2 separate regions of the Homo sapiens genome follow, and region 1 is linked to region 2. A link is a contact called in ENCODE Hi-C or POLR2A ChIA-PET data. All regions are on one chromosome and are shown on one strand. The core of a region is the stretch at or near the end of the contact, and the rest is flanking DNA. Distances in the headings are between cores, read along the strand shown. Region 1 holds the start of BCL11B (BCL11 transcription factor B). Region 2 holds the start of GLRX5 (glutaredoxin 5).

What was found. A loop is a pair of places that touch in the nucleus more often than their neighbours do. ChIA-PET counts read pairs that join two places held with the same protein, here RNA polymerase II (POLR2A). Pooled maps may share reads with other maps.
Region 1: a loop to region 2 is called in a pooled map, with 4 times the contacts of the local background. The contact joins the promoter of BCL11B here to the promoter of GLRX5 in region 2. A Hi-C loop is called at or near these places in 2 of 50 pooled maps. POLR2A ChIA-PET finds 5 or more read pairs at or near these places in 3 of 52 experiments (Caco-2, RWPE1 and activated CD8-positive, alpha-beta memory T cell).

What each region holds. Positions count from the first base shown.
Region 1 is chr14:99,270,909-99,273,608 of GRCh38, forward strand. BCL11B (BCL11 transcription factor B) reads right to left here and starts at 1,289. Exons shown (of 4, transcript NM_138576.4): 1 at 253-1,289. The coding sequence starts at 310. RefSeq lists a silencer at 1,136-1,215.
Region 2 is chr14:95,533,485-95,536,299 of GRCh38, forward strand. It overlaps GLRX5 (glutaredoxin 5), which reads left to right and starts at 1,566. Exons shown (of 2, transcript NM_016417.3): 1 at 1,566-1,900. The coding sequence starts at 1,606. It overlaps SNHG10 (small nucleolar RNA host gene 10), which reads right to left and starts at 1,388. Exons shown (of 1, transcript NR_003138.3): 1 at 1-1,388. It also overlaps SCARNA13. RefSeq lists enhancers at 1-785, 786-1,575, 839-1,298 and silencers at 1,439-1,728, 1,939-1,998.

The sequences.
Region 1 (2,700 bases), core at 39-2,538, 3.7 Mb after region 2:
CCGGAGCCGGCTCCGCAGGCCCCCGAGCCCGAGGCGCGTCCGGCTGCTCGGCGCCCCAACTCCCCGGGCTGCAAAGAAACTTTCCTATGGCCCCCGCCCCCCGCCATGCTCCAGGCCGACGCCGTAGACTCTGCCAGCCAGCGGGCGGCCCCGGCGCCTGGCCAGGCTCGGCTGTTCCGGGCTCGGTGTCCCCAGCCCCAGACGCCCGGAGCCCCATCTCCGGCCCCTCGCGCGCACTCCGCAGACACTTACGGGTGATGAGCTCCCTCTGGGACAAGTGCTGCGGGTTGCCCTGTTTGCGGCGGGACATTGCCCCGGCATCTATTCTGGCATCGCCCGGAGAGCTGCACTGATGGGGGGAGCCGGGGGAGGGGGTCCGAGCCGCCGCCGCGCCGCTGCCGCCGCTGCCGCCGCCGCCGCCGCCGCCGCACCTCCTCCTCTGCCCGGGTTGGTGTTTTTTTTCCCTTCCTCTCTTTCCCTCTCTTCCTCCTCTTCTTCTTCTTTATTTTGCTCTTTCTTCTATGCTGTTTTTTGTTTTGTTTGCAAAAAGAAAAAAAAGGGAAGAAAAGCAAGAAAAACCTCTCGATCTAAAATAAGAAAAAGAGGCAAAAAAAAAAAAAACTGCTGTTGCTTTCCGCGGACTGGCTGGTTTCTTTAAAAATATATTCTTTCGAAGGAAAAAAAATCTCTTACACTTCTTCAAACTGCTTGGCCTCTTGCACTTGCAAATGTCTTCTTGAACTTAAACTGGGTTTTGCACCGGCTCCTGACACTTTCTTTCAGGGTCTGGTAGGTGGAAAGCGCACTTCTACCAGGAGGGGAAAAAAAATGCAAACAAATAAAAAAATAAAAGAAGAAAAAGCAAAGGAAAAAAAAAAGCAAAGAAAACTTGGGGACTTGTCTCGTACCCCCTCACCCCGCCCCCTCAAAAAACCCAAAGCAATGTAAAACTGCCCCGGTTCGGTTGTTTCTGGGTTTTCTGCGGGCTGCCTGTTTTTGTTTTTGTTTTTGTTTTTTCTCGGAGACTGACCCTTCCGAGGCTCTGGGGGGACACCAGGAGAGGCTCCTTCCCAGTTCACCTGGCAGGCTGGCGCCGGCCGGAGGGGCTGCCGAGTCCCCGCGAGCGCTCCCCAGCGCTCCCCTGGCGCCGCGGGCCCGGGGGGAGCGGGGCGGAGGGGCGGCTCGCCCAGTGCGCCTGGGTCGGTGCGGGCGCAGACTGGGAGCTATAGATTGCAACGTGAAGATGGCGGAGTCCGGGTTCTCTGGGAGCTCTCGGTCTCTCTATGGCTGGGGCTGCCTCTGTACAATGGGATAAAATTCAAGTTCAAGTGCGGACGTGACGTTTAATCTGCACTAGAGACAAAAAGACCCAGAGAGTCGGAGCACTGGGGGCGACTAGCGGTGGCTTTTTAACATTGTACCCTGTAAGAGAACAAGAAAGCACACACAGAGACACACTCGCGCGCGCGCGCACACTCACACACACACACACACAGTCGCCAGTTGCGCACACCCGCAGCCCAAGCCGGACACACGTGCAAACCGCGTTTTTGTGCGCTCATCTCCCCCGAGCCCCGGCTGCGCAACAGCGGGAGGGGGTTGGGGGGGGCCACTGGGCAGCTTATTTTAAAATAAAAGAAAAATCGTCCTTATATCTCCTCCATCCTGGGAGCAGGACCCCCTGAGAAGGGGGGCGGGGTGCTGTGTGAGTGAACTAAATTGAATCAATGCAAGTCTCCACCCACCCAAAAGCTCTTTCGGACTTGGACTTTGGGGGTGGGGGCGTGGACTGTGGAAAAGGGTTGGGGTCGACATGGGAGTTGGGGGGACAGTAAGAATCGCTTCGTTTCCCTGGAAAAGTCGCTTGGTAGTTTTTACTTTTGTTTTATGGTCGCGGGCGGCGAGGGGAGGGGAGTAGATGTTGGAGTTCAACTTCCAAAAAGTGTCTCCATATAAATCCTGGTATTACAGACTCTGGGAGGGTGAGGATGACAAAATAAACGACACTAAGACAACAGAATCAAGAGCACGTGAGGGGGTGAGAAGTGTTTGAGACCTTGTTTGAGTCCCACTTGGAAAAGGATTTTCACTCAAATCTTTGTCCCCTCCCCTCACCTTACCCCGATTAACTCCTGGGGTCAAACACGACCCCACCTCCTAAACTGGGTCTATGGCAAGCGAGAGGGTAAAGGGACCGGGGCGCTCCACGTGGGAGAGGGACTTGGACTTGCCAGCCCAGGAGTAGGTGTGGCCAAATCTCCGCAGATACTCGGGTGGGTGACTCCAGGAGGCGCCCCTGACAATCACAGCAACCTGGAAGTCACACCCCGCCCCCCGCGCTCCTCGGCCCAGGGTAGGACTTGGAAATGCCTGTCAGACTGGGAAGGACGCAGCTGCCTTGTCAGCCGTTTGATCTCCAACCGGCGAGGACAAGAGGAGTTGTGGGGCCTCTCCGTGGCCCGGGGACAAGGCCAGACCACGGCCCCCGTGGACACCCCCCATTCCCCAGGCTGTGGCCAACTTTGTCAATTTGATGACCTGGCCTCCAGGGCTGGGCGCGCCACGCGGCTGGCCTCCTCTCCCTTCTCAGGGTTTCTCTGGAGGCGGCCAGGGCGGGTCGGGGCCTGGCTCCGGCTAGGCTTCGCGGGCGAGTCCAGCTGCACCCACCCCACTCCGCCCCCAGGCCTGGCTCCGGCGGCT
Region 2 (2,815 bases), core at 316-2,815:
ACCAGAAACTATCAGAGGAAAATTGCACATGGAACAGCTGGCTCTCGAGCAGGCATGCCTCAGCTTCCTCTGGAGTATGCTTTTTCTGCAAGTCTGGTGTGCTCGAGGGTACCACCAACCCTGTGCGGCTCCAAGACTACAGATTATGTAGCAAGTCCACTGGTCCTGCTCTTCCGGATTTATTCTTCCCGCCAATAGGAGCACTTACCACGTTCCAAGCATCGTCCTAGGCACTGAGGATACAGCAGTGAATAAAACTGAGTGCTGGGTAGGAAGTCAATAACCAAGCTAGTAAATAACTGTATATTGTCAAGCACTGGTAAGTACAAGGGAGAGCAGAGCAAGCAATGGGCCTGATGAGGCTTGCTTTGTCTCCTCTGCACTCCCACACTGCTTTGTATCTGCTTCTCATTTCTCACGATGGGTCCAAGCTTTGGGCACCAGGTCTCCCTGGACATTCCGCGCTGGCACTGCGCCTAGCACCCAGCGGCTGCTCAGGAAACGTTTGTCGAACGAACGAATTCACTTCTTAGTTCCCCATTCAACAAACCTTTCCTGATCCTAGGCCCAACAGGTTAAAAGGCTGGAGGGCCAACGAGGCTGGAAACTCAGAGGCGGCCGGGGGCGGTGGCTCACGCCTGTAATCCCAGCACTTTAAGAGGCCGAGGCAGGAGGATCCCTTGAAGCCAGGAGTTCGAGACCAGCCTGGGCAAAAAAGTGAGACATCGACCCCCCGCCCCCGCCGCCAATTCCGTCTCTACAAAAAGGAAGAAAAAAAAAAAAAACCCAGAGGAAATCACACAGGCAAAAGCGCTTTACAAATTTTAAAAATGAAAACTGTTCTAGAGAAATAATCGCGCGCCGGAGGCGGAAGCCCCAGAGCCTCAGCTCCCACGTGGCGGCGGAGCCAGGGAAAGTCCAGGAGCCAAGGCTACGGCCCGAGCGCTGGAACCCCGGTCAGGCTCCGGCTCCCCGCCACGACGAACTGCATGCGGCCGCGGCGCTCCGGAGGCGCCCGGGGACGCTCACCTAAGCTGGGAGAGGCGGATACCCGCCCGGCCTAGCCCCGCTACCTCCCAAGAGACCAACACGACAAGCGCGCGCCCACCGCATTGCCATGGCAATTCAACCGCCGCTGACACCGGAACCGGAAACTTCATCAGGAGGTGACCCCTTCCCGGCGTTCCGCGGAACGGGCGAGTCCCGCGCCTCTCCCAGTTGTCTCGGCGTAGTCCAGCTGGCCTCATTGGCTCACAGGAGGAAAGTCGTCTTCCCTCTTGTTTTGCCTCTCGTTGCCCTGCAAGCGTGACCCTGATGGACATCCAGTCTCTCCAATTAACTAACAAAGCGGTTGCCGACGACCAATAGTAAGGCAGTAGGATGAGGCTCCGGCATAAGGCCCACCTCCTACCTGCCGGGCGGGACGAGCAACATGATTGGTGGAATCGAGTAATTACTGATCAGTATTGTCCAATCACGGAGGGCAGTTTAGAGCCGGCCCAATGAGGGCCTCCAGGGGGCGGGTCGGACTGCCGCGGGCCGGGGAGCGCTCTGGGTGGCCAGCTGTGGGCCCGGGCCGTCGTGGGCTCCGGCTTGCGTGCGGAGATGAGCGGGTCCCTCGGCCGAGCTGCGGCGGCTCTGCTCCGCTGGGGGCGCGGCGCGGGCGGCGGTGGCCTTTGGGGTCCGGGCGTGCGGGCGGCGGGCTCGGGCGCGGGCGGCGGCGGCTCGGCGGAGCAGTTGGACGCGCTGGTGAAGAAGGACAAGGTGGTGGTCTTCCTCAAGGGGACGCCGGAGCAGCCCCAGTGCGGCTTCAGCAACGCCGTGGTGCAGATCCTGCGGCTGCACGGCGTCCGCGATTACGCGGCCTACAACGTGCTGGACGACCCGGAGCTCCGACAAGGTCAGGCCAGTGTGCCGGGCAGGCGCCCTCCGCCCCGGGCCCAGGAGCATCGCTGCACGAGGCCGAGGGGTTCCGCCGCGCCGGGCTGGGGAGCGGGGCTCCATCCGCCGGGGTCTGTCTGAAGGTTCGAGCCGGGTTAGGGCGAGGAGTACTGCCCTGGAGTAGAGTCTGGGCTGAGGGTGTAGTTGATTTCACTGGGTCTTGAGGATCTGGGGCTCTGTACTGTTGCCAACTTGAGCAGTAGGTAAAGTCCTAAAGGTTCACTTATCCTCACTTCGAGCTAATATAGGCGTTTCGGGGCGATTTGTCAATGACTGACTCGGAGGAGGGTGGCCCGCTGCCTGACTGCTCTGCACGGTTAGGAAACTCATAGTAAGGACCCACTGTGAGATAGGTACTTTCGCGGACACTTTGGGGAGGTTGGAAGCCATTGGCCTACTCGTGGGTAAGGTCTAGGGCTGTCGATGGTGGGGAGAGGGCTGAGGTTGCCCTTGAGGCTAGTGAGGTCGGAGGCTGATCTCGCTTGGCTCACGGCTCAGGGTGTCAAGCATCATCCTCTGTGGTTGCTACAAGCAAAGGGTTGGGACAGCTGTCGGCTGACCTTAGTCGGGATCTATGTTGTCGGGGAAGAGTCATGACATTTGGCTTTAGATACTCAAGCACAGGGCTGAATTTATGTGGGCCAGGGCTTGGAGAGGTTTGTGGGGAAAAGAAGCAGCCCTGGCTCCTGGGCCCTGGGCTAACTCACTGGCTCAGCCTTGGAGCCCAGGGGGCCAGGGCACCAGGGACCAGATGGATTAGGCCGGGAGAGGGAAGGCTGCAGCTAATAAGCATCTTTTCCAAGTACTCCACGTGCATTCGCCAGTCTTATCTGAGTAGGGGAGGAGGAAGAGGCCAGGCACAAGGGCCTGCTCC